2 separate regions of the Homo sapiens genome follow, and region 2 is linked to region 1. A link is an interaction called in ENCODE POLR2A ChIA-PET data of the cell type or tissue named here. Cell type or tissue: Panc1. All regions are shown on one strand. Each heading gives the region's core, and the rest is flanking DNA. Links, peaks and the distances in the headings are about the cores only. Region 1 overlaps IGF1R (insulin like growth factor 1 receptor). Region 2 overlaps IGF1R (insulin like growth factor 1 receptor).

The links. Peaks named below come from ENCODE experiments on the same cell type or tissue, not always from the same donor. Only the 100,000 strongest peaks of a DNase experiment are listed, where the experiment ranks them.
Region 2: POLR2A ChIA-PET joins it to region 1 with 8 read pairs; 4 of 35 experiments call an interaction of 5 or more read pairs at or near these places.

The regions. Positions count from the first base shown.
Region 1 is chr15:98,853,640-98,870,159 of GRCh38, forward strand. All of the region lies in intron 2 of IGF1R (insulin like growth factor 1 receptor), which reads left to right. Among named protein-coding and RNA genes, the nearest start is that of MIR4714, 77 kb to the left of the region's middle. In Panc1, for the core only: no CTCF peak of the experiment used is centred there; no DNase peak of the experiment used is centred there; H3K4me3 peaks cover 3,798 bases; H3K27ac peaks cover 8,000 bases.
Region 2 is chr15:98,708,573-98,725,092 of GRCh38, forward strand. All of the region lies in intron 2 of IGF1R (insulin like growth factor 1 receptor), which reads left to right. Among named protein-coding and RNA genes, the nearest start is that of IRAIN, 66 kb to the left of the region's middle. RefSeq lists enhancers at 4,316-5,018, 5,939-10,427. In Panc1, for the core only: no CTCF peak of the experiment used is centred there; no DNase peak of the experiment used is centred there; H3K4me3 peaks cover 481 bases; H3K27ac peaks cover 1,147 bases.

The sequences.
Region 1 (16,520 bases), core at 496-8,495:
CGGAGTGGAGGATAAGCCTCCCTCCTGCGATTCTGAATTGCTTTTTGGTTTGTAGGAATTTCAGGAACATGTTGCAAAGCCGTGGCCGCTTGAAAGGGTCGGTGCCCTGCGCCCCGTCTCAGCCCCTGCGGCCCCTGAACTTTTTCAGTGATGGGGCACTTGGGGAGAAGTGCGGGGAGTGGAGGAGGAGGGGAAGGTGCATTGCAAATAGAAATGTAAGGCGTGGCCTGGGTGGCCAGGATGTGCCAGAGCAGCCTCCAGACCTACTTAAATCCCAGGAAAAGTCCTGCCTCAAGTTAGGCACAACATCTGACTTGGATTTCTCTCTGTTTTTTTCTCTTCCAGTTGTCTGTCTGTGCGCCCTCTCCCACAAGGAATAGTTTTCCACACTGATGGAATTAATGCATATCGTGGTATTATTGGTGGAATATGTTTAACCTTTGTTTCGTGATTTGAGAGGAATGGTTCTTGTGTATCGTGTGGTGACAGCAGGTTAAGGAGAGTGTCAGAGCTGGTGCAGAGTTTTGCCCCGGGGCCATGAGGTTCTGGGCATCATGACTCTCTTATGAAGTTACAAAACTGGGCAAGTGATTGAAGGCAGAAAGACACTGTAATAAAGTGTGCTCCAGTGATGTGTGCTCCGGCTTCTCTCCCTTACTCATCTGGGCCAGGTGCTTTCGCCACAGTGAGCCTGGGTGTCCCCTGCCTGAGATGAGCACAGTGATGTCTATGCGAGGTTGTAGGACTCAGTGAAGTGCCTTAGGGATTTTGCCTGGCACTCTCCTGGGCTCATGAGGTGCCTAGGGCTGAGACTTCCCCTTCTCTGTCTGGTAAATCATCTCTCCCATTCTTTCTTCTGCGGCCCTTCATATGAGCTTTGTAATTTACTCAGGGTGGCAGGGTGAATTCATCTTTTGCTGGGTTTCTGCATCACCTGCTCCTTTCTGGCCAGGTCAGCCTGTTCATTTTTTCCATGCCAACAGCCTCTAAGTGCCAGTAAGTCACGTCTGAACAACCAAAGCATGTTTCCCTGCGGGAGAATGCCAGGGCAGGCGGGTCTGGGAGCCAAGAGGATTTCTCCTGTTCAGATAAGTCGGGGGAATAGAAGAGCCCTGTGACTTGAGACAAGCTTTGAGTGACACCCAGTGAATCTCCCATCACTACTTTAATCCCTGCCCCAGTGTTCTGGTTCCCCCTTTCCTGCATGAGGCAGTACGAGTACCCTGGCCTGGCTTTGGGTTCTACACGGTCTGACTTTAGCCTGCCTTGGTCTTTGTTCCCCTCTCACTCCCTCCACCCCTGCCCCCCCCAACACATGTGGAGTACCTTACCCTGCCTTCCTAGTTCTGGAATGGCTGCCCCTGTGCCAGGCCACCCCATTTTCTAGAACCACCTTCATACAGCCCCTGCGCATCCCACTGTACTATTTCCTTGTTTGTTTTTCCTGTCAATCTTGCCTTCCGCGCTAATGGGACACTGATGCTGTATGGTGATGTGTTCTCCCACAGTCATCTTTTCCTCCTGTGGTTGGGGTGGGGAGCTTTCTCTGTGTCCCCCCATGAGAGTGAGGACAGTCTCATTTAATGGCACCATGGTCTGTGGAGCCAGGCAGGCCTGTGTGTCTGACTCCACTTCAGCGCTCTCAGCCAGCGTGGGCACCTCGGACCCAGACAGACGCCCCGAGCCTGTCTTTCTGGAGAAGGAAGTAGTAATACCTTTTCCTTGAGGGAGTTATGAGGATTAACTGTGCCTGGCCCTGAATTCGTGCCTTGCAGGTACTTAGGAAGTGAGTTATTACAAGCAGTGCTTTTTATCATCCATAGATGGAGATGTTATCTATGCTATAGGACTGCAGAAAGAATTACAGAGAATTATGTAGAATCACTAGGGACTTGATTAATATTTGTTTACCTTTCCCCCACATGGATTGATGTCCTTTATTATACTTTTGTACCCCCGCTTGGCAAGCCCTTGACAAATATTGATCCAACAAAAAATTAGCTCTTTAATGTATACGTTTAGAACCTGTTGCTTTGTCAGTAGTGGTTTTTATGAAAATGAATGCTTATAGGTCAGACTTCTGGAAACCCTAATCTGAGGGAATTGGGCCAAATAGGAAAGTGAGCCCCTTAAAGGCAGTTGTCTGACCAGTACTTGGAGCACAACAGGTTCTTGCTAAAGCACTGTGTTTTTAAAACAGTGGAGTTATTAGGTTGAAATTCTGAATAGCAAGAAAAAGAATAATGGAAGTGCTGCCAGCCCCGTGATGCTGGTGCAGCTGGTCAGTTTGCAGAAGGAGGCCAGTTACTAGAGCAGAGTGGCCGTAGAGGCTGCAACACGGTGGCCAAAGCATGAAGCTGCTGTATAGTGGCAAGGTCACAGTGATTTCCCCACAGCCTCGGTTTAGAGGGAGACGGGGTGTGCTGAGCTGTGCCTGCTTCTGTAGAAGGGGCCTTCTCCAAGTCTGAGTAGCCTTAAGCCATTAGGACTGCTGAGTCTTTCTCCACAAAAATATGTGGGAGGCCTGCAGGGCAGGTGCTCAACTAAGCTCTGGGGCTGCAAAGATCCAGAGCCATGCCCCTCCTTGGAGGCAGGTCCTTGTAGACGAGGACAATCGTAGCCTTCCTGATTAAAGCAGGAATTGTCCAATCAGGCTATATGACGGGCATCGTCCATAGTCTTCACCAGGGGAGCTTTTCTGACTATACATCTCTAGCCCTGTGGCTTGAGCCAGTCACTTAATTTCCCCTGAGCTTTGGTTTCCTCCTCCTGGTAGCAGAGAGACTATCAGAGTGAGGGGCAGATGCAATAGCATATGTAAAACACTTAGCGTTGGGCCTGGTGTTTAACTGCAATAAATGTTAGCTCATATTTTACTGTGACATAGATGCTGTATGCCTTTTGCTGAGTATTAAAGATACTGAGCTGTAGCATGCATACTTGCATGAATCAGTCTGCTAAGTTATTTTAAGTTTGCATTTGAAAATAAAGGGTGGATTGCTATCCAAATATAAAGAATTGGAACCAGGCTCTAAAAGGATGTTTGCTGTTCTTTAGCAAAATACCATTCTTCTTAAGTTTCATTCAATCATTCCACAAAAATTTAAGCATCTGTTTTGTCCCAGGCAGGCACTGTGCTTGTAATGGATGTGCAATAGCAAACAGAACACTTGCTTTCAGCTCACACAGAGCTGACTCCTGGGCAGAGAATTTCGACAGTAAAGAAATACAAGTGTGATGAAGGAGAAACCCTTTGGTACTACCTGCTACATGTTTTAATATTTAAATGTTGACTTAGGGAGGTCTTTCCATCTAAAAATAATGATTTGCCCTTTCTCCTGTAAATGACCCCTTTCTCTTAAGTTTTGGGTGAGAGATTTTTTTTTTTTAAGGAAGAAAGATATTCTACAATCGAATGTACAACTGAGATAATGCTTAGGAGAGAATGTATACTGGGTTTGTGCCTTGGAAGTTGCTTAGGGGAAACAGTTGTGTGCAGTTGGAAAGCTGATGCTTTAAAGAAGCTTCTATAAAGTGACCCCACAATTAAACTGTTTTGTGTACATCTTTATTTATTTATTTATTTATTTTTTAATTGAGACAGAGTCTCACCCTTTCGCCCAAGCTGGAGTGCAGTGGTGCGATCTCGGCTCATTGCAACCTCCACCTCCCAGGTTCGAGCAATTCTTCTGCCTCAGCTTCCTGAGTATCTGAGATTACAGGCATGTGCCACCACACCCGGCTAATTTTTGTATTTTCAGTAGAGACGGGGTTTTGCCATGTTGGCCGGGCTGGTCTTGAACTCCTGACCTCAAGTGATCCACCCACCTCGGCTTTCCAAAGTGCTGGGATTACAGGCGTGAGCCACCACGCCCAGCCTACGTCTTTAAAAATAAATGTAAATACCCAAGGCTCACAGTTCCGTTCTTCCATCTAGTCTAGCACCGTCCAGTGGAAGTTTCCACCATGATGGACTGTTCTGTGGATGCCCTGTCCAGTACAGGAGCCGCTAGCCACATGTGGCTATGGAGCACTTGAAATGTGGCTAGTGCTACGGAGGAACTGGATTTTGGATTTTTTTAAAGTTTTAATTTAAATTTGAATAGCTACATGTGGCTAATGGCTACTGGACATCACAGATCTAACACAGGATTAACTGACAAAATTCTTTCCTCTTAAAAATATGTGTTTATTTTGATAAGGATAACTGAGACCTGTACATTCCATTTTTCCTGTCATATTTAGGGCTCATAAAGGGGGTGGTATGCACGTTTTAAAAAATGCAACACAACCAGTTAAACCAGCTGTCTAATTGTACACATTTCCTGGAGCTGTTGGTGTTGATTATTAGCAAATACTAAGTACTTGTAATGACCTAAGAACTATAAGACAAGCAAGTCGTCTTCTGTAACTGAGTATCAGCGGATTCAAGCGTTAAGGAAAATGATTAAGAGAAAACAACCAAAAAAGTCTTAATGGTTCTGTCAATCAAGTGGCTATCAATTCATGGCTATTCAAAAGCTTTTGTGGCTATGAAAATAAACTAGATTGAAAAAATTCTAAAACAAAATTGAAACACTCATTTGAGTTTAAAATTTTAGTTGAGTTGATTTTTATTTCTTGTTTTGGTTCATTTGTAGTTTCCCCCCGCTTCGTTGTTTCCTCAGATATGGAGAATAAAGCCTGGCTGGTCAGTTTCAGTTTTTATTTAAATTCATTTTGTCTTCATTCCTTTTAATCTAGCACAGTCCTGTGATGTATTGGGATCACAGTGCTCTGGGGAAACATTGAAATATAAAAACATTTTCCTGAAAACATTTCCAGTTATATTTAATTTTCCTCCTTGAATAGAAAAATATTTCCAACTTAATCCTCCCTCTCCCCTCTTGAAATGAATTGCATGCTTTGGAAATAACATCAATCCACCCAAGTACACAAGGACAATCTCAGCCATTTAATCGAGATATAAAGGCTTAGAGAACTCTGGGCTTCGGAGGCACAGACTCCACCTTTCAGGATGCTAATAAACGTGGACGAGGTCTCGCCTGGGCTTCCTCCTCCATTGTTCAGCGCAGCAAACCAGCACAGCACTCCGTGGCCAGGGTTTGCGGGGAGAAATCTCTCACTCTGTTTTAGTAGCATCATCATCCTTATCAGCACCCTGCTTTTATTTTTGAACAGCCAAACTTCCTCTTTCCAAACTTCGTGTGACATCTGGGACCAGCTATGTTTGAAGGAGTCTGAACATGCCACATAGTGGCTCACGCTTTTAAGGGAGGAAGGCCAGTAAGCCTCCTCAATGGCAGAATTCTACTTTCAGTCTACCCTTTGGTTCTGTTGTGGTTGTTCCTTAGAACTTTATTCTGCTCATTAGGAAGCCCAGCCTCCGGGGAGGGTTTAGCTTCTCATCTAAGCAAGAAGTAAAATGTCATAATGGAGGAAAAAAAAAAAAAAGTCCAAACTTTTTTTGGACTTTTAGAAACACATCCAGTTTGAGCTCCACTGAGCTATCATTGCAGTTACAAAGCCCATGTATATTGAGATCGGTGTAAAAATTCAGCATGTCCACCTGCATAATTATGACCAGTGTATTGAAAGCACATTTCATTTAGTTTTGCAACAGCCGATGAGGTAGATTCTACCAACATTGTTTTACGGAAGAACAAATGGAAGCCTGGAAAAATAAATTGTCTACCTCACACACTTCGCAGGTGGTAAACACAGGATTTGAACTAAGACATACTTGATTTTAAAGTGTTTGCTTTTCCTTTGCACTACTGCATCTGCGATGTTTGCACTCAGACACTCTAGAATATTTGGTGTTGCATGTTTTTGCCCCAAGAAAGAACCCATTAAAATGAAACTTTCCAGTTCGTAAGCTTTGCCCTCAAGAAGGGAAAGAACTTCTTGCAAGGTTTCTGAAACAAAAAGAAAATGAAAAGTAACTTTACTGTATCTGGGTTTTCTGATTAAATTACGGTTTTTGCAAGCTTGTGCATTTCTCAGTGTCCAGATAGCCAGGATTTTTCCTTTTAATAAATATCACTTTAAAAAACAAACACACACATTCTTAAATGCATGATTAACTGTATAGATTGATTTAGTTATAAGATGTCCTAGCCTAAATATAAGAAGGTGTATGTGTTAGAATTAATTTCTTCAATAAAGAGAAAGAAATTCAGGAATTGTGGTTCTGTTGGTCTTCTGTACTGTATATTTTTGTGCAGCCAAAGCAGCATGCCTTGCTTCTTGGTTTCATGACCACATGGGTAGTTTCTTGAAGTTTTTTCTTTTGAGATGGAGTCTTGCTCTGTCACCCAGGCTGGAGTGCAGTGACGCGATCTCGGCTCACTGCAACCTTCACCTCCCGGGTTCAAGCAATTCTCCTGCCTCAGCCTCCCGAGTAGCTGGAATTACAGGCATGTGCCACCATACCTGGCTAATTTTTGTATTTTTAGTAGAGACGGGGTTTCGCCATGTTGGCCAGGCTGGAGTTTCTTGAAGTATTGACTGATCCTTGACTCTGAACTGTATGATCAAAGACTTTTGAAATGGCACACCGTTTCTTAACATTTAGGCCAATTTCAGTTGCTCATATCCAAAAATAAGTCATGATTTTCGGAGTCAGTGCGCAGCACTTAGTACAACAATCCAAACCCTTGTACAGACCATCCTAGTAGAAATGTGGATCTTGAGTATCTCAGCTTCTTAGTAGATTTTGAACTCCGTGAAAGCAGGAGCCAGGCCTCTCACAGCAAGTCTCTCCAATATGCTCAGTAAATATTTGTCAGATCGAGCAATGACCAGATGATGAAATACATTAAAGCCTTAGGGAGAACTGAGACTACTGCACCAGTTTTTGTGCACTATCATGCTGGAAATCTTTCCAACATGTATTCTGTACTTCTTTGCTTCTTACTCCAGTGAATATAATTTAGTCATTTCTGGCCAACTTGAGGACATCAGCGAGCATAAATTGTTGTATTATGCATAATACAGTGATACCCTCAAGGCTGAGTGGGAGGCAGTTTGCCCTCTGCTGAAGGTTTCTTGTGCTTATTGTGTTCTTATGGTTTGGTTTTACCATTTTTATGTCTCCATTTCTGTTTAATAGACTTATTTCAGTAAGAAGAGAAAGCCGTCTCCATCAGCCCCTCTGTAGGTGATTATTTGCCACTTCCTTTTTGCTGTGAGTGCTTTGAAAACAGATTTCTAAGCTTGTTAGAGTTATGTGTTAAGAGTAAATAGGCAGTAAGTGAAACCAAGCTTCTTCCTGGTGCTTGACTACCCCAGAAATGTTTATTTGCTGAATAGTTGAGTTCTGGAAAGGTGAGGTATAAATGTGTGATAAATTTATTCCTTTGCATGATTTTTTTTTCTTTTTCTTCCCTCCCTCCCTCCCTCCATCTATGTCTCTGTCTTTCTCTGAACATCTCTCCGTCTCAGTCTGTCTCTCTCATGATAGTTGCTGGAATAATTTAAATGAATGTAACTCATTTACCCACATCGAAGCCCAACTCAGTAGTGAAAAAACAAATCTTCCAAATGAATGCACTTTCCCCTTGATGTGCTATATACAAGACCTTGGCACACCTAGTTCAATGACATAGTATTTTAGAAGGGCCTCCTTACACCTTCCTCTCAGATAAATATACATGCAGGGACATTCTGAAGAAGTTTGTTATCGGTCTTCTCCCCTCCTACTATTAGCTCCGCCCTCCTAGTCCTTCTCTTTCACCATGCTGACCCGCGTAGGGAGGACCCTTACACCCTCTGCATGCAGCGCTGGTGCTCCTTAGTGTTCATAACCCCAACCTCCATGGCCTCTCTCGCAGTTCTCAGGTTAGGCCCTGCTTCTAGGGGACATTAGCTTTCCACCCTCTACTACATACTTCCTAGTTGTTGCAGCCTTTGCAAGCAAAACTTGTTTTCATTTGGGAGACAGCATGGTCTGACAGAGCCTAGATCCTGGGGTGAAGACATTCTGGGTTTGTATCCCGTCTTTACCACCTCTGAGCCTCTGATGCTGGACAAGTCAGCAAGTCTTTGCACCTTAGTCTCCTTTCTGTAAAAAGGAGCTTATGGGGATGTAATCAGAGAAGCCTTAGCATGGCTCTTGGTACAAGGCACGGACCAAATCCATGGTACGCTCACTCCTTTCCTTTCAGTAATACTGCCTAAATAGGGCACATGTACCTAAAAGGATTTTGTACATTCCTTGACAGCAGAATTCTCATCTTCTGTTGCATATCCCATAATGCTGGGAACACAAAATAAAAATGGTAGCTTTTCACATTCACTTTTGGCCTCAATTTTTTGTTATTCCCCAATGAGGATCATTTCATTTGGGGCTGGTCTCCGGAAAAAAGTAGATCAAGCTTTTCAGATGAGATTTGGGTGAAACCCTGACAAACTCTTTTTATTGCCTTCCCTACCACATAGTGGTGGATCAGGAAACTGTAGGGCTTATGATGCTGGGAAATTTCTGCTAATGCAATAAAGATTTTTGCTGTTGAAAGAATTTGATCTGTTTTATGTATAACATGCAGAGAGCAGAAGCATATATTATCTGTAGCAGATGATAGAGCAGGGTATATGGGCAAGTTAGAAAAACACAGTTCTCACTACATTTGAAGAAAAAGGACAAGGAGTTGTCACAAGGATCCAGGAGAGTCGCACATAATTTTCTGTCGTGCATTTTGTTGACTGTTCCTCTTTGCATCCTTCAACCATCTTAACTTCCCACTTGCACCTCGCTGGAAGACAAATCTAAGCTAAATTAAATGCTAGGCAATATGTCAGAATGGAAAGGGCCCTCAACTTGGGATGCCCGGTTCTCTACCAGCCTGAATAAACTCCAGCAACAGTATTTCTCTAGGAATCATCTGTAAAAAGTAGAGGTTTGTCATATCTCTAAACTAGGGATTCACCTTATTTATTAAGCTATCAGTGACTTTATCTTGAGGTGCACGGCTTTTAGTAACTCTGGTTCAAGTGCAAGGAATGCAAAGTTAAGTGTATCATTGGAGGTGGGATTTTTGAGTTTGTCAGTCATTTATTGATTTGCATGTATCCTTATAGTTCAAAGGTCTTTTTCTCAACTTAGTTGATGATCATGCTGTAAGTTGTTTTCTTTTGCTTTATCAACTTTTAAAAACGTTTATTAACTTTTTAATTTGAAATAATTTCAGACTTGCATAAAGGTTACAAAGAGTACCAGGAGTTCTGGAACACCCTCCACCCAGCTTCCACAGATGTTAACATCTTACATAACCGTAATACGGTTATCAAAACAGTGTTCACTCCATACTCCAGTGCTGTTAATCTCCAGACTGAATTCGGATTTCACTATTTTCCCACTGATGTCCCTTTTTTTGGTTCCAGATCCAAGAGACGATCCTACCTGGCATTTATTGTGTTCAGTTTTTCTAATTCTGGGACGTTTTCCTGGGTTTTCTTTAGTCATTCACGAAGTTCGCACTTTTGGAGAACATGGGGCCAGTTATTTTGTAGAATATCTTTCTGTTAGAGTTTGTGGATGTTTCCTCCTGATTAAATTTGGGGGGTACATTTTTAACTTGGAGATCACAGAGGTGCTGCTGTTTGTGTCTTTGCGCATCCTGTCAGGAGATGCGTGATGTTTCCTTTCCTGGTGCTGTTAGCTTTGATCCCTTAGTTAAGGTGGTCTCTGTGGCTTCCTCCATTATCATTACTATTTTTCTCTTTGTAATTAGGAAGAATCTTTTGGAGGTAGATACTTGAGACTATCTAAACAAGCATTCTGTTCCTCATTATTCTTTCACCCACTAATTTTAACATCCATTACTGTGATGTTTGCCAAATGGTGATTTTCTATTTCTGTTTTCTACACTTAGTAATTGGATTCTACTCTCAGGATTTTATGTATTTTTTAACAGTGAGGGACATAAACTTTTTAACTAGCAGTGGCAAGTCCACTTTTATTTGGGAGGACAATTACTAGTCACATGAAGAAGAAAAAATATGCAGAAGCTTAAGAAATCCCACATATGAATGTTATTTGAAATGTTCTTGCCCTTTCTCCCTACAAAGGAGGTGAAGAAGATGACAGGAGATGTTAATTGCCAAAATAGTCTCATAGTTTTGGTCCTGGCTGCAAATCTCTCGTTTTTGATACTCAAGAGAATGCTATTGGGGAACTGACTCTGAAGCACAGCCCAGATGCTTGAGATGGGTTGGGAAGGTTTACATCAACACCATGAATTTAATTTATCATGTGACATTTTATTTCTGAGTTTTTAAAGCTGTAATTAAAAGAAGTGTTCAAAGTGTTGCTTTCCTCTTTTAGAATAAACGTGGCTGGGTGTGGTGCCTCATGCCTGTTATCCCAGCACTTTGGGAGGCCATAGGCAAGAGGATTGCTTGAGCCAGGAGTTTGGGACCAGCTTGGGCAACATAGGGAAACCACATCACTACAAAAAAAAAAATTAGCCTGTCATGGTAGCATGCACCTGTGGTCCCACTTACTTGGGAGGCTGAGGTGGGAGGATCACCTGAGTTCAGGAGGTCAAAGCTGCAGTGAGGTGTGATCATGCCCCTGCTCTCCAGCCTGGACAACAGAGCAAGACACTGTCTCAAATAAATAGGCAAACATTACCAACATGGCAAACAAGTTGGAGGAGGCCCCCTATTTAATTAAATTTCAGCAGTCCCAAATCTAATTGGTATGAAGAAATCATTATTCAGAATTTTCCATCACTGAAATACTAAAATCACTTGTTGTTTGAGACATCTTGGCCTGTCACCCAGGCTGGAGTGCAGTGTTGCTCTCATAGCTCACTGGAGCAGGAGCCTCAACCTCCCAGGTTTAAGTTAATGCTCCCACCTCAGCCTCCTGAGTAACTGCCACTACAGGCGTGTGCCACCATGCCCAGCTAATTTTTTAATTTTTCGTAGAGATGGGGTCTGTGTTGCCCAGGTCCCTCTTGAACTCCTGGCCTCAAGCTATCTTCTCCAGTCGGCCTCCCAAAGGGCTGTGATTACAGGCGGGAGCCACAGCGCTCAGCCTAAAAATAACTCTTTAGCCAAAAGAAAGTTTTAAAAAATTGTCTGTTGTATTCTTTGATTTTACTCTATGTGGTCTTTTCTATTATTTTTAAAATAAAAAAGATTTATACTCCTCAAGTGTAACATTTTATCAAATCTCATGCTTCTGTTTGATGAAACCGAATGGCTAAATTTTTTAAATATCATGCAATCCATCCCAGTTTGTAATTTTATTATGGCCCTCACACAAGAGCGTGCAAGCTATACTAAGCTTCCTGTGGCCCTCGTTTTTCCTCACTGATATTTGTAACTCATTCCAAATTAAATTTTAGGAGTCTGAAATGTAGCTGTTATATTTGGGAGATGTGAAGAAAAGAATCGTAGGCATCTCAGTAGGCTAGGTATCAGATCACACATGCTTGCTGGACCAAAGAGGACTCCTTACAGTAGGATACATGATTCTGAGTTAGTTTGTGTACTAAGTATATACTATATAGCTTTTGAAGGGGAGACGGGCACAGAATTCACAATATCATGCACTAAGGGTTATTTTGTGTTTGCAGTTTCCAGATGAATGTTTTAAAGTTGGCTGCAGAATACAGCGAGATAGGTAAAATCTATTTGAGTATTACTTACAGACCCCAAAGGATATCCCAAAGGATATGTTGGACTAATTCCTAAAATATCCTGTAAGTCATTGCAGGTACAGGCGTGGATCTGGGTTTGGAAACGCCGCCTGGATCGCTGGCTGGGCTCCTGCAGCCGCCAAGGAGGGGCTGGCTGGAGGTGGGGCTCGGCGTGCATAGCGGCCACGTGACTGCGCCCCGGCCACGCCCACCGTCCCTCACGTGGTCCCAGGCCACGCTGGGCTTCGGCATGTGCTAAAGTGGATAGAAAAGGGAGTGGGGCCCGGGCGTGGCTTTGTGGTTTGGGAAGATATGAACTCCTTGGGGTTTTTTTCTCTTTTAATTCTTTAATTTTGATATTTGGAAATGCGTAAAAGGTTTTTCATTTGTCCTTGACCACGTGGTCCAAACCTCAATTTCCCTAGCAGAACGCGGTTTCGATCACTGGTGGATCCGTCTCACAGCACCAGTCATGCTGCCTCGCTGGGAAGTGGAGGGCTCAGGATTCCCGTGGTTCACGATCCATTTTATGTTGGAAGGAAATCATTTTGAACTATCTCAGTACACACCCTAGTGTATCTTTAAACCTAATTGAGTGTTGATGGAAAATCTGCGGTCCGAGAACCGTAAGAAAAGGGGGCTCCCACCTCCCGCTCTGGGGTCGCCACTTGCCTCGCAGGCAGGAGGAGGCTCCCAGAGTAGATACAACTTGCCCGTCACCCGGATGGGTTGGTAGTGCACATATGCACGGGGCGCAGTTTAAAATGAAAGTAAAAGATGCAAATGTGTTTGCAAAAGAAAAATTAACATAGGATACGTGCGGGCGTTCTCAGTTGAACTCGGTCTTACTGTTCCACGCGAGCACCCCATGACTCAGAGCCCAAATCTCAGCGGAACAGCCCAGGACGCTCCTGCCGTCCACAGGAAGACGCCTCTGTCTCTGTCCCCCGCCGCCACCACACAGATGCACGTACTCTCTTCACTTCCGTGTACCCAGTAAATGCAGATCCTGATTTAAATCTGCAGCACGCTGCTTTCTTCCCATTGCATGTGGGAAGCTTCAGGTTCTCTTCGGTTTATTTTCTCATCACCTTTATTAAAATGCAGTAAAGCAAGGAGTATATTAATGCGGGCCTCTGCAAATAGAGGGAATTTATTGAAAAGCAGAATGGCTTGAAAGATTGAACTTCATCTTAAAAATCAGAAACAGACTCTTGTTATTAATAGCTTTAGAAACGAAAATCTAACTTCTGATAAATTATTTCAGAGGAGTGGTTCAAACGTGTAGTAGATAGCTCTGCCTGGTCATCAATTATAGTGACGTCCTTGCATCAGCTCCAGAAACTCAGAATATTCATGAGCTTTCCAGTCTGACTCAGACCTTCAGGAGCCATGAAATTTTCCTGTTGGGATGAGAGGAAGCGCTGGCGGTCGTTTCGGCAGCTTAATGAAACCAGAAATAGATAAGCACGAGTGAGGGGTGATGTCCGCTTGTTTGCTCCCATCATGTTGTTTTTAATGTGTGAAAGTGAAAGTTTTAAAAGTCATACTAAATGTGTGATCCTTTTTAGAATTCACTGGGTACGGGTACGTGGAGGAAGTGTTTTTGTTTTTGTGAATTTGTTTAAACAAATGACTGAGGCTTTGTTTTCCACTCTGTCTGGCCAAGCACCATTGCTACACTTTTTTAAATTCATGACATCCTGAGCAGTGAAGCTGTTCTTCAGCCCGCCTCTCCATTTGTGACTGGAAGACAAGGAGGCAGACACCAATGGCGCCTCTCACAATGGAGGTTTATTTTTTTTTAATCTAACGGAGGGATTGTAGATGGTGTAAAACTTCCTTGTGCCAGGAGAGAAAGGGGGAGAGAGAGAGAGAGAGAGAGAGAGAGAGAAATAACCCATTCTAAACAACTTTAGGAATAGATGATCCGTAGGCATCAACTTTGCGCAGCAACAAAAGCCACTTTCTGAACCTCGTTCTGTGAAGTTTTAAAACAAATTGGGTTTGTTTAATTAAAATATTTCTTAAAGGCAAAAAGCACTGAGCTAATTTTTAAGAATTTTAAGTTATATATTAATATGAGTAGTGATTTATAATTTTCTGTTGAAATACATAAATTCGAGAAGCCCCACCCCTACCACTTGCCAGTCTTGAGTCCCCACGGCTCCTTTGCCTAGGTCTAAAGTCACTGCTTGCACACTCCTGCCTTGCATATGCCTTGCCATCGTGTGGGCCTCTTGGCTGGAAGTGTTCTTGTCCTCCCGTTAGGTATCTTTTATGACGTGAATCCTTACCTCTAATTATTATCTGTGTGTACATCTCATCACCTGCATCTGACTGTGTGCCTTGTGTATGTCTCTTAGCCCTCACAATTGCCTGACATGCCTTACAAACGGGTAGACCAAGTGTTAAATGAACAAATATTTAATAAGAACTTAAAAGCTTTTTGACTTTATATATTTTTAAAGCCATTGTGATTAAACACTATGTTTGATGTGGTGCTAATTCTGTGCTTTATCAACTGTGTGAATTGTAGTATTTTTAAAGTAGGAATAATTGAGAAATATTTTGAAGTTAGGTTAAGCATAGCAGTAAAGTTTCCACTTTTTAAAATAGCCAAATCCAGGCCAGGCGCAGTGGCTCGTGTCTCCAATGTCAGCACTTTGGGAGGCCAGGGCGGGCAGATCGCTTGAGGTCGGGAGTTCGAGACTAGCCTGGCCAACGTGACGAAACCCCGTCTCTGCTAAAAATACAAAAATTAGATGGTTGTGGTGGTGCATGCCTGTAATCCCAGCTACTCAGAGAAGTGTTTGAACCCGGGAGTTGGGGGTTGCAGTGAGTTGAGATTTCACCACTGCACTCCAGCTGGGGCAAAAGAATGAGTGAAACTCTGTCTCCAAAAAAAAATCAGAGCGTGGTGGTGCACACCTGTAGTCCCAGATACTTGGGAGGCTGAGATGGAGGTCAAGGCTTCAGTGAGCCATGATGGCACCACTGCACTCCAGCCTGGACAACAGAGTAAGACCTTGTCTCCAAAAAAAAAAAAAAAAAGCCAAATCTGTTGGGTTTTTTTTTTTGGGGGGGGGGTCCTTTAGAATGGCCCTGACAGATCTTTAAGGCATGGAAATGAGCCTTATGCAAGCTCCTGGCAATCAGTATGTGAGTTCTGTCTCCTTGGCAAGATACAGCCTCTTAGACCCTCAGTCTGGGGAAATAATGCTGATTTCTCCTACGAGTTACGAGAATTACGCTAGAAAACTCTGTGGCGCATACAGGTGCCCTGTAGCCTGTTGGTTAGAAGCACTGACCCTGAAGTCAGGTCGCCCAGGTTGGAATTCCAGCTCTGCCTTCTTCAAGCTGTGTGACTCTGGGAAGTCACACACACTCTCTCTTTGTGCCTCAGGCTCTGGTTCTGAAGATGGGAACGGCAGGCCCTCCCTCTTTGGCTTGTTGCACAGATGAAATCTGACAGCGTATGCCAAGCGCTTAGCACGGGTAGCAGTGAGTGCCCCGTAAATGTTAGGTACCTTCCTACTACTACTAAACATTCATTCTTCCCTTCCCTGCTAGTACCTGCAGCTCTGACTCATCTCACACCCTTGAGAGAGGATTATCTTCATTAAAAAGTTTTTGGTCTGCCCAGAAGCAAGTGTTACCTGTGAGAGAGCTGGGCTTGTGCATAGGTTAGATTATTTCTTTGGGTTATTCCTGGGGAAACCTGCAAAGAAATGCAGCCAGAGGCCTCTGGTTCATTTTACTGCTCATCTCCTAAAAGTGGTTTCTCAGATTTTTATCCTTTTTTTCTCTTTTTCGAGGAAGGGGCAAGGAAATATTTTTTCATATTATTCTTGTCATCGTCTATTTATTTAATAACAGTTGACTGTTGAAACATAGGAAAGTACTTATCCGCCAGGAAACTCCCTTCTATTATTGGACTTACTTGCTTTCCATTTATATGTTGTCTAATTCCAAAGAGATTTCGAGACAGCTTTCAATTAAAAAAAACAAACAACAACAACAACAAAAAAAAACACCACATACCGCATGGGTATTACACAGGACCTGTATGGTCAAATTGGCAACGACCACACCACATGAGAAGGAAGATTATTCTTCCTGGAACCTGGCTCCCTTGAGATTCTTTTTTTTTTTTTTTTTTAGACGGCGTTTCGCCCTTGTTGCCCAGGCTGGAGTGCAATGGCACGATCTCCGGCTCACCGCAACCTCCACCTCTCGGGTTCAAGCGATTCTCCTGCCTCAGCCTCCCGAGTAGCTGGGATTACAGGCATGTGCCACCACACTCGGCTAATTTTGTGTTTTTAGTAGAGATGGGGTTTCTCCATGTTGGTCAGGGTGGTCTCGAACTCCCATCCTCAGGTGATCCACGCGCCTCACCCTCCCAAAGTGCTGGGATTACAGGCATGAACCACCGCACTCCCTTGAGATTCTTGTAAGCCAAGGCAGAAGAAGAGACATCTTAAAGTCTGTATGTGCACACCTGCCTCCCCCCATTTTATATACAATTCAAGGGCTTTGCTTTTGGAAAGTTTGCCTATGTAGTCGTCCAGGGCTAAATTAACACCTGTCTCTATCTGTGTGTAAGGCTCTCTGGGAGGAGCTGTGAGGCAAATAAAAATAAGGAATGGTGTCCCGCAAGGAGCTTACAATGTGTGCATTACAAGTATATACTGAGCATGGCCCTGGGAACACAGTGAAAAAACAGGATTCCTGCCCTAGTACAGTGTACACTAGTGGAAGAGAGAGAGGCAGTAAACCTAAAAGTAAGTCTTTTAAAAACTGTGGTAAAATGCACATAACATAAAATTTACCATCCAACCGTTTTTATGTGTACAGTTCAGTGACAGT
Region 2 (16,520 bases), core at 1,878-9,877, 140 kb before region 1:
TATGGTTAAATAAAGGGAAGGTAAAGCACTAACTCATATCCTGTGAAAGTGGTCCTTAGGTCCTAGTGATGATGTTATGATACTCAGGTGTCCTGGTTATGACAGAGCACCTGGCCCAGGTGGGAGACCTCTGGACCCATTTCTGCAAGTCCCAGGTTCAGGCTGTACTTGCAGGTAGCTGTGTAGCAGGGTGCATTTTTAAACCTCTGGGATTCTGTTTTCGTTCTTTTATACCTGTTTACTGAACAGTTGTGAAAATCTTAAGATTTCACGAGTGAAGGAACTTTGGAAAGTATTTACTGTTCTGGGGGTCAGATGGTGGTATTTTGAAGCTTCTTGTATATTTATCTGCAATATGCTTATTTTCCCTTGAGAATAACTGAGCTCTTGCCTTCATGTGATCAGTTCCTTAAGAACCAGGCTGTTTGGTATTAAAATGTGACTCTGAGCCTTCACCTTATTGCATTCAGCAATAGTTATGTATATTGGCTAGGAAGCTTTTCCTCACTGGTTTGAAGTCAGTGTGTTAGCTATAAATAGCTATTATTTAAGTGTTGGCCCAGTTAAAGATGTAAGGAACCCATGTTCTCTAGTTATGAAGAACCAAGAAACCCCAAATTGTTAGACTTGCCTAAAATAAATAAAAGGCGAGACCCCACAGGGGTGAAGTGTGTAAAGTAAATAAAGGACAGACCTCCCAGGTAGCCCTTCAGTTCCCGTTCAACCAGTCCTGAGGCAGGAAAAGGATCTGTGTACCCTGATCTGCCACGCACTTTTCTATTCTGCAGAATTGGATCAGTGCGTATGTGAACATTGATTAGTGAGGGCAGGGGTCCCACTGGCTGCAGCCAGTACCTTGTAGAGCTCTGAGAATGCAGTCAGGCCACTTTAAGGTTGGCTGGAGTTGGAGGGAGATCTTATGCTAAAGTCACTTGTGTGGTTGATTAAAACTGCCCTATCATTAAGTTACCCACTGGTTTGAGAAAACAACAAAATATATTTTTTAAATAACCTTGACATTTAAAAATTTTATCTGAAAAGTAAAAGGTGTTATCAAGGGAGGCAGCATGGAGTAGAAAAGAGATGTTGAATGTGGTGATGAGGGCCAGGAATGACCTTGGATGGGCCAGCCCTTCTGGGCTGTAGTTGGGCTTTTTTAGGATATTTCTAGGGCAGTCCAGTACATCCCTTAGTGGTGATCATATATGGGCATGAGGATGTTTTGAAAACTCATAAGCTCTTTAGAGAAGGGAGGTGCCATATGAAACGTCATTAAGTGGAGAGTTGTTCACGAACTAGGTAGGTAGTTACTTTGGTCTTGCCATAGGTTTTTGGCTGTTTCTGATGAGCTACTGATTGAAGACCCCTGGGGTAGGGGTGAGGCCTGCATTCTGGGTCCAAGTCTAAGAGTGGCGACTAGAAATGAGCAAGTTATTTAAATTGCCTGGGCCTTGGTTTCTTCATATGTGGAATGGGGTAAAGCCTGCCTTCCTCATAGGGCTGTTGGAAGATGAAAAGGAGGAAGGAAAAGCACCGTGAAAATGTTAACGATGGTTAGAAGGTGGGCTCTGCTGGTGACAGACAGAGCCTTGATATCACCTGTTGGTTGGTCACCTGCTTCCCCAAGGCCACGCCCTGCAGCCTTCTCCTTGACCATCCCAGCCCTGCTGATGTTCCTTGTGATTTCACAATGGAGTACTTATATAAAATTGGTAACTGCTTTCCGGGAAATTGACTTCCCTTCCCCTTGTCCTGAAAACTCAGGCATGGGCATATTTCTTGGAGATTTTCTAGTTGAATCAGAACTTCCTCTTGGTTTGCGTAGATTCCATTTAGACCTGCATTGTCCAGTGTGGTAGCCGCTTATTGAGTAAGCCACGTGGCTTATTGAGTACTTGAACTGTGGCTTGTCCGAATTGGGACTGCTTTAGGTGTAAAATATACACTAGATTTCCAAGACATAGTATAGCAAAAACTCTGTACACCATTTCATTAATAATTACTATGTTGATAACATGTTGAAATATAACATTTTGGATATATTAGATTAAGTAAAATGTGTTCTTAAATTTCACCTGCCTGTTTCCTTTTTATTCTTTTTTTTTTTTTTTGAGGCGGAGTTTCGCTCTCATCACCCAGGCTGGAGTGCAGCGGCGCGATCTCGGCTCACTGCAACCTCCGTCTCCTGGGTTCAAGCGATTCTCTTGCCTCAGCCTCCCAAGTAGCTGGAATTACAAGCATGTGCCACCATGCCCGTCTAATTTTTGTATTTTAACTGGAGACGGGGTTTCACCACCATGTTGGCCAGGCTGGTCTCAAACTCCTGACCTCAGATGATCCGCCCGCCTCAGCCTCCCAAAGTGTTAGGATTACAGGTGTGAGCCACCATGCCCGACTCTTTTTAATTCTTAATGTGGCTACTTGAAAATTTAAAATTACAGATGTGGCTTGCATTCTGTGTTGGTAAGCTGCTTTAGAGCATTTCTTTTAACACCAGGAGTTCTTCCCCTCATCATCTTTTTGGCTGAGTCGTCACTGCAGCGCTCATAGCCCCGCATGTACCTCTCCAGCCAGAACCCTTAGGAATCATTTGGGGAGCTCCATGAAGGGCATTGAGTCCAGGCAGAATGGCTACCTTGAGTTCAACATAAGCATTAAGATGGCCATTCGAAAACATTAAGCACAGAAGAATCCCATTCAGGTAATCTTCTGTTGGCTGGCTGTAGAACTACGGAGAACATCTGGAGAAACACGTCAAGGGTGTGTGTGAAATCGTTGAGCCTACTCGATTTTGTCGTGCTGTTGCGCGGTTTTCACTTGGCACTGTCCTTTAAACTCCTTCTGTGCCGTGACTCTGCAGTGTCTGGCAGCGTAGTAGACTCTACTCCCTCTATGGACGTGATCCCTCTGTGGGTTCTCTGCACACTTCTGTATTTCTCGGTTCTTTTTGGATTTAGGAGTGGATTTTATACATTTTTGAGTCATTCCTAAAGAGCGATTGACCCTTAAAGAACTGTGTACAGTGGTTTCCTTTCAGTAAGAACATAGTTGTGTGGCACCCCCTGACATGTGGTGTGGTTGATTCTTCTTCCTTGTCTTCCAACGCCACCCTCTTATGAGTCTCTTCCTACCCCCACAGGTGCCGCTTCTCTGTCTCCCTTCCCTCAGTCTGGCTTTTAACGGTGGTCTCCTGACATAGTCCATTCAGGCTGCTGTAACAAAATCCCATACCCTGAGTGGCTTACACACAACAGAAATACTGCTCACAGTTCTGGAGGCTGGAAGTCCAAGTTCAAGGTGCTTACCAGATTAACTGTCTGGGGAGGGCCCACACTCTGGTTCACAGAAGCACCTTTTCACTGTCTTCACATGTTGGAAGGGGCGAGGGATTTTTTTTCTGGCGTCTTTTTTATAAGGGCACTAATCCCATTTGTGAGGGCTCCACCCTCATGGCCTAATCACCTCCCAGAGCCATCATACTGGGGATTAGGTTTCAACATAAGAATTTTGAGGGGACATAAACATTCAGATCATAGCATGGCTGGAGTTCTGTCCTGGGCTCTCTTTTCACTTTCCTTGTTCTCATCTCATCCACTGGTAACTGCATTGCCTCCTGTCTCCACCTAAACTTCCAAGTATCTCCAGCCCAGAACCCTTTTGAGTCCAGGACCTGTCATTCATATCCATCCCAGAACCCTTTTGAACCCAGGACTTGTCATTCATATCAGACCACCACGAGCATTTCACTACAGCCTCTGATGGTCTTCCCTGTTTCCTCACTTTTGCCTATTTTTTTTCTTTTCTATTCCCTCTTAAGTGGGCCACACTTTTGTTCCCCTGGTTCTTATGTCAGGAATGTGGGTGTCCTTTGGACACTTCCTTCTCCAGTTGGATACCAGGCCCTTTCCCTCCCGAATGGAATGGAAATGCTGCTTCAGCTGTGTTCCTCTGCTCCTCCCCCTTACAGCAGTGACATAGCCTCTCTCCTGCTATTGTGTCCTGTGGCTCCACCGAGCACTGGGGAGCTTTTCAGTATGCACTTTTTTTTTTTTTGGAGAAAGAGTCTTACTCTGTCACCCAGGCTGGAGTGCAGTGGTGCGATCTTGGCTCATTGCAACCTCCGGGCTCCCAGGTTCAAGTGATTCTACTGCCTCAGCCTCCTGAGTAGCTGGGATTACAGGCCCGCACCACCACACCCAGCTAATTTTTGTATTTTTAGTAGAGACGGGGTTTCACCATGTTAACCAGGCTGGTCTCGAACTCCCGACCTCAGGCGATCCACCGGTCTTGGCCTCCCAATGTGCTGGGATTACAGGCATGAGCCACTGCGCCCGGCCATCTAGTGTGCACTTTGGACTGATGAGCTCCCCTACCTGAAATCCTGTAGCAAGTCCCTATAGGATAGGCATGTGGTACAGTGTGAAGCTCCTGAGTGGTCAACAGCTACCCCGTGACAACATGCCACACTCCATGTGCCACTCCCTCCCGCCTGCCTGCTGTGTCCTTGGCCCCAGTGGTGCTCTCCCGTGCTGACCAGCCGGCACGGCTCACCTGGCCGAACTCTAGCCTTGCCTTTTCCTCTCAAGGATGTAAAGGCTCTGCAGATTTCGGGAGGCCTGTCTCCCAGCACCTGATGGGACACTTTTTGCCCCACTGTAAATTCTGGGTGTATCCTCCACTGTATGCTGTCACCCCAAGGGCAAGCACTGCATCTGCTTAGTGAAGGATTTATTGTTCGGAAGATACATTTTCCCCTTGAGCAGAGAGTAGCGTATCCTGGCAGTCTTCGGTGAGCCAGTTGTACCAGGATTATGAAATGCAGATGTTTACTGTGTCATTGTTGCTGTCATTGCTACTGAGGAGTACTGACCAGAATCATCTGCAACTCTTAGTTGGCAGAGAGGACCACTATGGCGGGTAGCTCTTTTCTTTCCTGCCATTGTGGGGATGATTCCAGGCCAAAGATGATGGAGAAGTATGGAAATCATCTGAAAGGTTGAAGCTTGGCACGTGAAGCCATTCATGACTTTGTAAGGCAGTTTTGCTGAAGGCCAGTTCTGCCCTGGGAGGGACGGAGGTGAATCCTCCTGAGTACCTGTGGTTTTCTTACTTCCTGCTGAATTTACCTAAGTGCCTGTTGTTTGCTTGCTGTGGAGGCTTTCTGGTATTTCATTTCAGGTGCAGATGCCTTCACTTTCCCACAAAAAAAACCCCAACAAAACCTAAGACCTTACTGCAACTAAGTCTCCAAGTACTTTTTAACCCATTGGGATGAACAGCCTGTGGTCTGCTCAGATCACCCTGAGTGCGTGTGAGAAGGCCTGGGCTTTGCCAGGAAATCCAGGAAGGCAGGGCCGGGCTGTGTTGGAAGCTGGCTTAGCTGGTGGGGCAGCCTTATTTCAATTAAAAGGGCATTGACTGGGAGCAGCAGTCCTGGAGTTTGTTGCATTTCCTATTGCCCTCAAAATGAGAAACCAGGAAAATAGCAGATTGGAGCCTTCGAGAAGGCAGTAAATGGCTGTTTTTATTGACAAAAGGAAAACATTTTACTGCCATCTCACTGATGGCATCTCACTGACTTAAAATGAAGGCAGGTTGTAGTAAAAAAAAAAAAGTCTACATTTTTCCACCGCCACGTTCTTATATCCTTGTTTGTCAGCCACTGCTCACAAGGGCAGTGTTGTCTTGCGGAGTAGAGGCGCTCTCCTTCCCTCGTTTTCCTCTATAGGTTGGTGTGGCTGACCTGCTAGATCAAAGTGGAGGACCTGTTTAAGAATGTGTAAATTGAAGGCTGGGCGCAGTGGCTAACACCTGTAATCCTAGCATTTGGGGAGGCTGAGGCAGGAGGATCGCTTGAGTCCAGGAGCTCAAGACTGGCCTGGGCAACATGGTGAGACCTTGTTCATATAAAAAAATTTAAATAATTAGCTGGTTGTGGAGGCACGTGCCTATAGTCCCAGCACTTTGGGAGGCTGAGATGGGAGGATCCGCCTGAGCCTGGGGAGATGGAGGTTACAGTGAGCCGTGGTTGTGCCACTGCACTTCAGCCTGGGCGACATAATGAAATCCTGTCTGAGAAAAAAAAAAAAAGATTTTGTAACTAAGTTTTATGGCTAGCTTTGAGAAAGGAAAATAATAATAAAAAAAGAATGTGTAAATCACCTGCTGGATGGGGGGAAGAGGGGCACATTGTCTTTGTAGTGAGACTTCACTCATGTGATGTGCAGTATTTCATCTTAACATTTTTTTTTTAAACTTAAGCTACTTGTGAAGAGCTGAGATGTTTCTGTTAAGCACTGTGTGGTCTGCTGCTGGTCTTCTGCAGGCCACTGTTCCCCAGACTGCTAAGACGATCATGACACAGGCTTGCATTTTCAGGTGGACTCTTGGGAGGGGCTTGTGGACCCTGGAGGAGAAGGCAGCCAGGAGAGGGGCATCTGGCTTTGTGTTGTTGGTAGGAACTTGTCTCGGTTGCCCTGGAAGGCCTCTGCTCTGGTCAGCTGCTCCCAGTGTGGGGGTGATCTTTATTTAGAAGGGGGTCACATGCCCCCAGGCCTCATTGCTATGCCTTTTATAGTCAGGCGTGGAGCTCACATTCTCTTCTGCCTGATTGCCGACGCTTGTTGCCGAGATGGTGAAGCAGTTTGTGTGCAGGTTCCCTGGGACCTGGCTTAGCCCACCTCATTTCTTGGGGCGTGTGCCTTGTGCCTCAAAGACTTTGCTTTTGGCTAATTGTCATTAGTGATGGTGTCACCATCCTGGGCCTCCTTCAGAAGTTTTTAATAGGGATCTCGTCTAAGAGACCAAAAAGCTTTCAGAACCACTGACTTGTGGTGATTTTTGCATGCCAAGTATTTGGAAAATATCTGGAGCCCCTTCAGCTCTCACCAGTTAAACCTATTTGTACAATTGTTCTGGTTTCTTCCTGTGCTTGAAAAGCCTCTTTCTTTGTTGCGTTAATACCTCTGTCTTGCTTTCCTCATGTGTATGCCAGTGTGACATTCTCGGCAGAGTGGGGATGACGTGGAGCGTGTGGGCCCGTGGTTAATCTTGTCCTGAATTGCCTTGCTCAACTTGCGTGTATAGGGTGGTTCAAAAGTTAAGTTTGGCTGGTGGTGAAGTTGGAAGCATCACTTAGAAACACGCCTCCTTTGGGCATATGGTGTGAATCAGGGACTCTGGCTATAAAAGGTGGGGTCTCTGAGCACCATCCTGGTTGGAATGTTCCCCTGACTTGGAGGTAGCGAGAGACAGCCAAGGTGTTTGTTCCAGGGAGGCTGGTGGGTGGGAGATGGGATTTTTCTGTCTGTGGCACAGGCAGTATTAAGTAGAGCAGGCTGTTTAAATCACATTTTAAGTAAAAACCAAAGTGCACAGATGATCTGCAGAACTTCTGGGGGATAAGAAGCTGCTTTCCTCGAAGAAGTTCATCTCCAAACCAGCGCCCATGGCTCAGCAGCCAGCATGGCAGCCCCAGGGGTACATGGGACTTGGGCATGTGAGGCTGGTGAGGGACAGGGACAGCTGGGTCCAGCAGTGCCTTTCCTAGGGACGGTTGCCACGTCACCTGTCTGCCCTGTACTTCCATTTCCTTTCTTTGAACTCGGGGGGCTTGCATCGGACTACCTGTGCCGTTTCCTCAAACTCTAAAATTGAGTAAGTTACTGAGGGTTTCCGTGGTCTGCTCTGAGAAGATTTCTTGCTTCCTGATCTGCCTGTGTGTTCGTGTTGCTTGGTCTCTCTCTCTGTCTCTCTCTCTCTCCTCTTTGATCCTAGTACATACAGGCAAGGTATGCAGCATTTAAAATGTTCATAACTCATCAAATGGCACACTGATCATCATGTATAATTTGGGAATCAGGGTTTAAGAAATTTAGAGATCATTTATATGGAAGAAGGAACCCCAAGTAGAAACCCAAAATCTAGACCATTCTGGGTTCTAATCTGTACCTGCCACTGGCTAACATATGGCTTTAAGCTGGATGTTACAATGAGAGCTGGAGTTTCGTCTGATTGCACATAGCCTTGCTTTTCTGTCTTTGGAAAAGTAGCTCACTGTAGAGCCCTGGTAAACGTTTGAACTGCATTGCGGGAGTAGGCAGAAGAACAGAACAGTCCTTGGAGCTTGGTAGGAGGTGTGAGGGCTTATGGGGGACAGTTGTCTTTTCAAGTCAAGGAGGAATAAGGGCTTCTGGGGCCGGTGGAAAGGGTGAGTCTTAGGCAGGGAAGGTGACCATCCAGGTTAGATCACTTCTTCTGCGGGGTCAGCTTGGCCGCTGTTAGGTTTTCAGGATGTCATGGGGCTGGCCAGGCCTCACCCCTGATATCCCTGAGCATCTGTTCCTTACAATATTGTGGAGTCCGTGGGGGCAGAAGCTACCATCCTGTGCCTGCCCTCACTCTCAGTGTGACTGGTCTTCAGGATGTTTAGGTGGCTCCACATGCGGATGTACAGCTTTCCCCTGCTTGTTTTCCCCATGGCATATTAACAGCGAGATCTGCAAGAATACATCATTTTGTACAGAACAGGATGTATTTCTTTTAAACTACGTTCCTGTGTGGACAAGTGGTATCATATGCAAAGGTTTAAGGACCGTTGATGCCTTGAGATAGTGCCATCTGTTTGCCTCAGGTATGTGGTGCTAGGACAAAGCTGCCAGACCTCACCTTCCTTCAGTGAGACAGGAATAGGACAGTATTTGAAAAGCATCTAACATGTTTCCAAGCACATAGGTTTTTGGTAAATGGTGGCAGCTGCTGCTATTTTTTTTTTAAATTAAACTATCTAAGAGTTGCATTCTAAGACCATCTAAAATTCTGAGTCTTAAGCTGTGTTGACTATATATGTTCACTACCATAACTAAATGGTCCTTCTGTATTGCTTTTCTAAATTGTAGAATTTCAATTATTGTAAATAGCGGGCCATACTGTAGGTGTGGTTCTTGCTAATTTGATTCGTACTGTTCAAATTCTTGTGTCTGTCCAGATAAACTGTATCTTTACAGAACATTCAGCGAGGTACATATGTCTATATCGGGGTGCCAGTGGAGTCACCCTAGTCATATGTAAACTCTATTTATTTGGTTCCGAAACTGAATTTATTTTGTTTGCAAGTTTGGTATTTGGGAGCATTTAAGAAATATCCATAGATTCTTGTATGATACTGACATTAAATCATTAAATACCATATTTTTTAAATGCCTCTGTCTGTTTGCATGGATAACATTAAAGTGGTTAGAGTGGGCACAGTTATTGGTAAAGATTACAAAGATGTGCATTTTTATGACAACTTTAGGTCTCACATAGGTAGCCAACCATCTGCTCCAGGATGAAGCATGTGCCTGTTTATCCTCTTCTTTGGTAACGCTAGGTATATGTGTGCACACGTGCACGTGTGCGTGTGTGTTTGTGTATGTGCGTACCACTTTATTCTCCCACCCAGCCTCTTCTCCTGTTTTGTTTAGTTTCATTTTCCTCCTCTCACCCCCATTGCAGGAAACAAACACTGGCTCTCTGTCCTCCCTTAGGTCTTCCTTCCGTTCAAGGGGATCAGGTGGGTGGGAAAATGTTGTGCAGGAATGCCAGGCCTCTGCCCGAAGCCGGGCTTCTGTTTCATCTCATTATTGAACAGAAGTCGCTTTTTGTTTCTTTGCCTTGGTCACAAACAAGCGCCCAGTCCTCTCTTCTTTCTTCCTGCCATTTTTCCCAGAATCCATGTGGGATGGGAACAGAGGCAGCGTATTTAGGGACTGTCGGTTGCTTGATACCCATGGCCTTGTTTAGAGAAGCTGCACCCACTGCCCCAACGTGTAGCTGCATCTGATTTGTTTTTGCAAGTCCTAATGAAGGGACCTGGATGAAGTTAGTGAGGTTGCCGTTCCTGGGGTTAATGCAGAGTGGCCCATGGAGCTTAGCCACCCTTCATGCAGAAGGTGGGGCTGAGGGCAGCCAGTGTGACTGAGGCTCGCTGGCCCACCCTGAGCTGCTTGTGCCCATGGGGCCCCTGGGGAGGAGGGCCCAGCTGCAGTGCGCATACATCTGCCCTTGGCAGCAGATCTGTGAACCCAGGCTGCCATTCTGGATTTCCGGATAGATGCAAAGTGCTTGGACGTGTTTTAGCAGCTGCTGAGACCAGGAGTTGGGCTTAGTAGTAAAAAGGGGGAACAAAATAAAAGAAGATCAGGAGACAAAGAGCCTACAGTACAAAAAAGGAAAGACGAAGGTTGATATTATTAGAAATACTTCCTGGGCAGCCTTACTGTTTGAATTAGGATCACCCCCACCCCCACCTCCCAGAGGTATTAGTTGTAATGCAGAGACAAATGGAAACTAGTCAGATCCTTGGGTCCTAGAAAAGACCAGCTTTGTTCCTGGGGTGGTAACCTAGTACAACGTTTCCGTTCCTATTTCTTGACCTCTGAATGGCCCCTTCTGCTTTGCTAAGTAGATGATATTATTAGGTGCTTAGACTATTCTTCAGATAGGATGTAAGGATATATTTTTGTTCTCTTCCTCAGTGAACTTGAAATGATTGGATTATTTTGTAATACGTCGATACTACTTTTAGAAGCTTTTGAATAACTGTGTCAAAGAAGCTTTAGAAGAGGTTTTAAGCAGGATTGCAGAGAATGTACTGAGTGTGTTTTTCCACTCACAAGGAAAGACAGCAGCTGAATGCAGAAGTGTGTGTCTGGTTCTAACTCTTTATCACTTCAGGGACTGTCCAGGCAGCACCATCCGTTGGGTCTCCTGCCCTTCCTCCTCCCACCCCTGCCTTACCCCTGGCCATTCTTTTGTGACCAGTAGTCCTTTATGAATGGAATTCTGAGAATGTATAATTTTCTCAGAAGAATGCTTCTTTAGCTCACCAAATATTTCTTGTTTGCTGAGGGGGGAAAAAGATCCTCCTTGGAAAAGTCACTGGGTGCCAAAGGTGGGTGATGAGGAGAGATGAACTTCTGGGTGTGCCTAGCAAAGCTGTTTCTGTTGATAGGCGATTAACAAAACAGCCAAACTTGACCTAACAGACTGCCATTTTGAGAGGAATTTGTTTTGCAGGATTAATTGGCTTCGAGGTGTACTGGTGGCTGTGCAGTGATGACGGCTGTCGTGCCTCCTGTGTCTTCTGCTCATTGTGATGCAGGGCAAGTGCTTAGGCCTCAGACACAGGCTCCCTGAACTTCGTGTTCAGTGCTTTAGGGTGGGGGGACTTGAGACCCTTGACTTGACTCGGTCCCACTGGAAAGCTTCTGTTGCTTATTTGGGTAACCCCAACTCTATCTTATTGGGCGGTAGTGTTATCCTAATTCTTGGAAATACTCAGTGTAGAATAAAGAGCTGATGAAAATGTGTAAGAAGGGAGTAAGTGGTCATTAGAGAGAAATGGTAATTGGGATGATGCTCTGACCCCTTCAGCAAAAAATAAAAGGTGAATGGTTTATTATGAGCTAGTTCAGATTCTGTTTTTGGAAATGAGCTTGGTTATACATAGTGCATTTGAAAAGCGTGAAGCATGGACTTTCAGATGCCAGCTCCTCAGCCTCCTGTAACTCCAGTCGCAAAATCCCTCCAGTGTATCTAAATAAATGCAAACTCATCAGTGCCTTACCATTATAAAGCTGGGCTGGAGAGGCAGGTGGCCTGGAGAATCAAATGACAAGAAGTATAGGGAGCAGCCCAGCTTCATGATCGGGGGAATTTGCATGAAAATTGTGTACACTTAAGCACCATTGTCTATTGCAGAAAGCACGATCTGGCCTCTTCTACTGACTTTCCTTCCAGCTCTGAGATTCAGTTTTGAAGACAAGGTTGTTGGGGACCTCGGATAGATCTGTTGGCCGTGGCTTTCAGTAAACACTACTAGAGACTGAGGACATGTTCTAGACTTGGAATGGTATGAAGCAGTCGAACTTTTTAGGATGGGCCCTACCCTTAGGGACTGCCTACGAAACTAGATCTAGAAGAGGAGGCTGTGGACATTAGGAGGTGGCTGCAATTGGAAAGTTCCAGAGAGCTTACTGAGGGATAACGGATGTAGGACAGGAGGCTGGCAAAGCACCTCAGTGATAGGGCAGAAGGAAATAAAGTGGTTAGGGAAGGAGTTGAGAGCAGGAAATTCAGGTAGGATTGATGTTAAGTCTTAGATCTTTGAAGTGACTTTCTCTGGTCTGGCTTTTGCTGTTACCAAAGTGAATTATTCATAAGTGCATATGAGAAATGCTGATGTAACTCGATTATGTGGAATGAATTTAAATTCATTTAAGTCATTCTTTTCCACTAAAGTAAGCTTTCCCTCATCCAGAATCTGAGCAGCCCGATAGCCAAGCAGGAGTTTCCTTGTGCCATGGCCAGTGATTGATGTCTTCTTCTATGATGCTGCTGAAATGCTGGGGACTCTGAAGCGCAGCTGGAGTGATCAAAGCAAAATTAAAATACTTTCTCAGTGGTTTGGGAGTTGGGTGCGTTCTGCTGTATTTTTTGGTTTTCGGCATCTGGGTTTGGTGTGCATGCATGGTGAGCTCTAGCTGGAGCAGACGTTACCTACTGAGGCTACGCTCTTCGTGGTTTCTCCTTAACCATCACCCACTTGATCTTCCATGAAGCCCCCCAAATCTTCCTTACTGAGGACTCTTGCTTCCAGGTTGCTTTTGTGCTCATCCATTGCTGGGTTATTTGGTCAGTGATGATGGTTTCTCTGTACTTTTTATCAGTAGGTTCAGAGGACCTTGTTTACTCCTCATTCATCTCTCTCCCCAAACAGTTGAGAAACCACTTGTGGGTTAGGACTCATGCTTTGTTTATAATGTTTGATTCTCCAACCTCACAGCTAATGGGAAGCCCGTGGAGGAGATACTCTGTAAAAATCCATCTCCCATGTGGGCTTGACCCCACTTAGTGTCTGAGTGGTTTGGTCCTCATAGTTCTCTTGGGGGAGGAGGAAGGGAAGGAGGAGGAGGTGGCGATGGCAGTGGCAGCAGTGGTGGCATCTTGGACCAGAGTGAGAAATCTTGGACCAGAGACAAAAGAGGTCTTCTCTCAGGGTAGTGCACCATGAGAGGGAGCACCTGTTTACATTTTGTATCCTGGACACCAATCTTGCCTTGCTCTGGTGCTGGCCCTGAGAGGTGCAGGAATTTTATAAAGAGATTTACAAAACATTTTTGGATGACCAAATTGGTCCCTGGTTCTAGCTGGAATGAATAAACAAACTAAATAACAGTAGAGTGTGAGAGTAAGTGTGTGTGCTAGAGAATGTGTGCACATGTATGGCCTAGGTGAGTTCTTCACTTTGCTGACTTGTGAATTATTTGGGGTCCTATGGTCCTCCCCATCATTCTTATTCATGTCAGTCCACCATCATTAAGGAAGTGGAAGCGAACACATTGTGTACATATCACTCCCATAGAGAGGGAGACTGGGGAAGAGGTTTGAGTTATAAGTCGCACCTAGGTTAGGTCTGGATGTGTCTTTGCAGGTTTCCTTGCTAGTTCCTTGGCCAGAGTTTCCATCGTGTCCCTCAGCTGCACAATTAAGGTGCCCCCGTTTTGTGCAAGTCTCATGCTAGGCAGTATGAGATGACACAAACTAGGATTCTGTTGTGAGATAAGATAAAAACACTTGACATTTAAAAGAGAGAGACAACTTATGCGGTGTGACGAGACACTCTACGACTTTTGCCAGAAGAGAAATAGAGGCAACAAGTGCTAGGAGCTCAGAGGAGGGTAAGTTCCACATTTGGAACTTTGGATTAAAAGAATATTTGGGTCTGGTTGAAATCGAGGCCTTTCATGAGAAATGTCCACACTTGCTCAGTACTGTTTGCCGAACACTGTATACAAGGCCCTCGACTCGTGAATGAGTTGTAATGCAAAACTTTGCCAGGCATTTGGAATGTGGAGTATACTATTTTGTAAAGATGAGGTCTGAATGGTGGTTTAGGTCCCAGGCCAGTGTCCCTCTGCCCCCCACCTCCATATGTGCCCTCAAGCCGGTTTGGCTTAGACATTATTTATCTCTGACTACTGTGTACAGCTTAGTTCCATGGGGAGGAAAAGGCTTGATGAACCCTACCCTGGAAGGCTGGTGGCTCTGTTTTCTGATGGATGAGGTAGGAGTGGTGGAAAGCTGGTAGTTTCTACTTTGTGCCTGTTTAAAAAGCCCCCTCTGAGGCCTTAGCACTTAACAGATGTTCAGGATTGGGGGAATAAAGGAGCTGCCTTTGCAGAGGTCTGTGGGCATGCAGTGGGTGAGAGAGCAGGCACTGAGTGCCCCGAGTTTCCTGCCTGTGTGGGCAGGAGGATTCTCAGTGGAATCAGGAGCATCTCCGCCTGGTGCTGGAGGAGGTGTGGAGTTGAAGGTGGGATTCTTCCTCTTGAAGGACTTGAATGAGTTTCTGTGTGGCTGAACAGAAACTGGTTCAACACCCATGTCATGATTTTTGTGAAGCGAGGACTTGGGGTCCCAAGTCTAGGTTTTAGGTTCCCTGCTGTAACCCGTGGCCACCGAGAGAGAGTTTTATGATAAAATGTCAGCAAAGTACCTGACAACGTCTCACGCTAGAATGAGTTTCGTACATGTTTAGTTCCCTCTCTTTTTATTCCACGCTCCCCCACCCCAACTTTAAATCAGAAACGTGAGGGTGCTGATTGAAGCTTTTTATAACTTTTCTTATTGAGAATTGTTCTCTGGAGTTGTCTCCAAGAACAAAGGAATTCCAGACGTTCTTCTTCTCTCCTTGTCTCTTCTGTCCTCCAGTCAAAGAAAAACTCTGCATATGATCTTTGGCCTGGAGAAATATTAAATCTATGTTAAGTATGCAGACATGAATGGGCAAATGAAGGATTTGTGGCAAAGAAGATCTGCCGAAACAAATAAGTCATGTAAATGGGCAGAGGGAAATATTAAATTGATTGCATCTTTCAGCTCCTGGTACTTAATGCAAAGATAAAGTAGTGGGAAAAGGTTGTCATTTGAAATAATGGAAAGATGAGGGAGTTTTGAAGCTAGCTGGGATTTTTCTGCCTGTTAATAGAGTGACTTGGATTACAGACTATAAAGATAAAGAGTAGGGCCGTTGCATTTAGTATGGATCATGATGCTGATTGCTGTCTGAGCAACCTCTGTACTAAGGGAGGAGAAGCTAACATCCCCGGGCCTGGAAGATACTGGATACTAGCTCATTAAACTCTTGTGAGAAGCCTTCATTAGCATTATGGGAAGACTTGCTGTATCTATATTATGAAGGCATTTAGATTTTTTTTTAAATGCATGTTCTTAACATTTTTTGTTTATTAAGTGGGGCAGTAGATTAGGACTGAATGGATTTGATTCTCTCATCCTACATAGTGTGCCCAGAAGCCAGAAGGTTTCCCAGAATTTGTATTATGGCAGCGAGGGCAAATTTAATTAGCAGATAGGAAAAGCTTTGGAGCAGTTTAGGCCAATCCATTTAATTGTATCAGCAATTAATATTTTGAGAAAATGGAAATAATTAAATTTACATTTCTTCTAGGACTTTATTTTGTTATCCTTTAAGGTTATTGTAAATGAGGAGACTTTTGAACTCACAGACTAAAGCAAACTACACCAGATAATCATTAACTTTTTCTATTGTGTGCCACCCTTCCCAACCAGATTGTTCCATAGTATCACTTATGAACCAAGAACCTGTGAGCTTGCAAAACGCATTTTTAAGGAGTCTCAACTTTTCTGATTTGTGTTAAAGTTTAGGTGTGGGTCCCAGAAATGAGTTTCATGGAGGGGAGAGGTTGTCTCTCTGGGTGGGTAATACAGGGGCCACTGGGGGCTCACTGTGGCTTTCTGGCACAGACATTTATGAAGCAGGGGTGACTAAAGTGGGAGAGAGCAGCCAGTTCTCCAGCAGCCCCAGTGAGAGCTCTCATGGATCTGCCTATTGCACTGGGGTAGGAGCCATCACCGTCAGCTTTTCTCTGGCCCACAGTGCCATTTTCTGATTAAGCTGAGACCTCTGTAATAGACACGTTGTCATTTTTTCTTGTGTCTAAAAGTTTGCTTGACTGCAGTGGGTCTCCAGCTCAGAGCAGGTCTGGCTAGAGAAAACAGGAGGTGATGACTGGAGCACTTTGCCCTTATGGAACGTGCTCTGATGTAGAAAGCAAGAGGATTTTCCTTGCAGTCACTGAAGGTACCTTGTGTACACAGAAAGAAGACAGAGGGAGCCCCGGATGCCTCGGTATCCCTCAGAGCCGGATCCTTCAGACCTGTGCAGTACCTGTGGATTTGGTTAGTCGATGATGCGCTGCCATTAAAACAAAGGCATCGGCCCTGGAATAGAGAAGTTCAGTGAGAACCTCTGTACTCCATGGGCATTTTCTAGGAAATAATTTCACCTGCCCTGTGTAATTCTCTGGAAGAATCACAGTGAGTTGGAAGGAAACTTAAGACTTGGAAAAGGATTGAGAGGTTAGCCCAGACCACACCAGGGCTCTGAAGGCCCAGCTGGGGTTAGAACCTGGGACACCCTCCAGCCCACTGTCTCC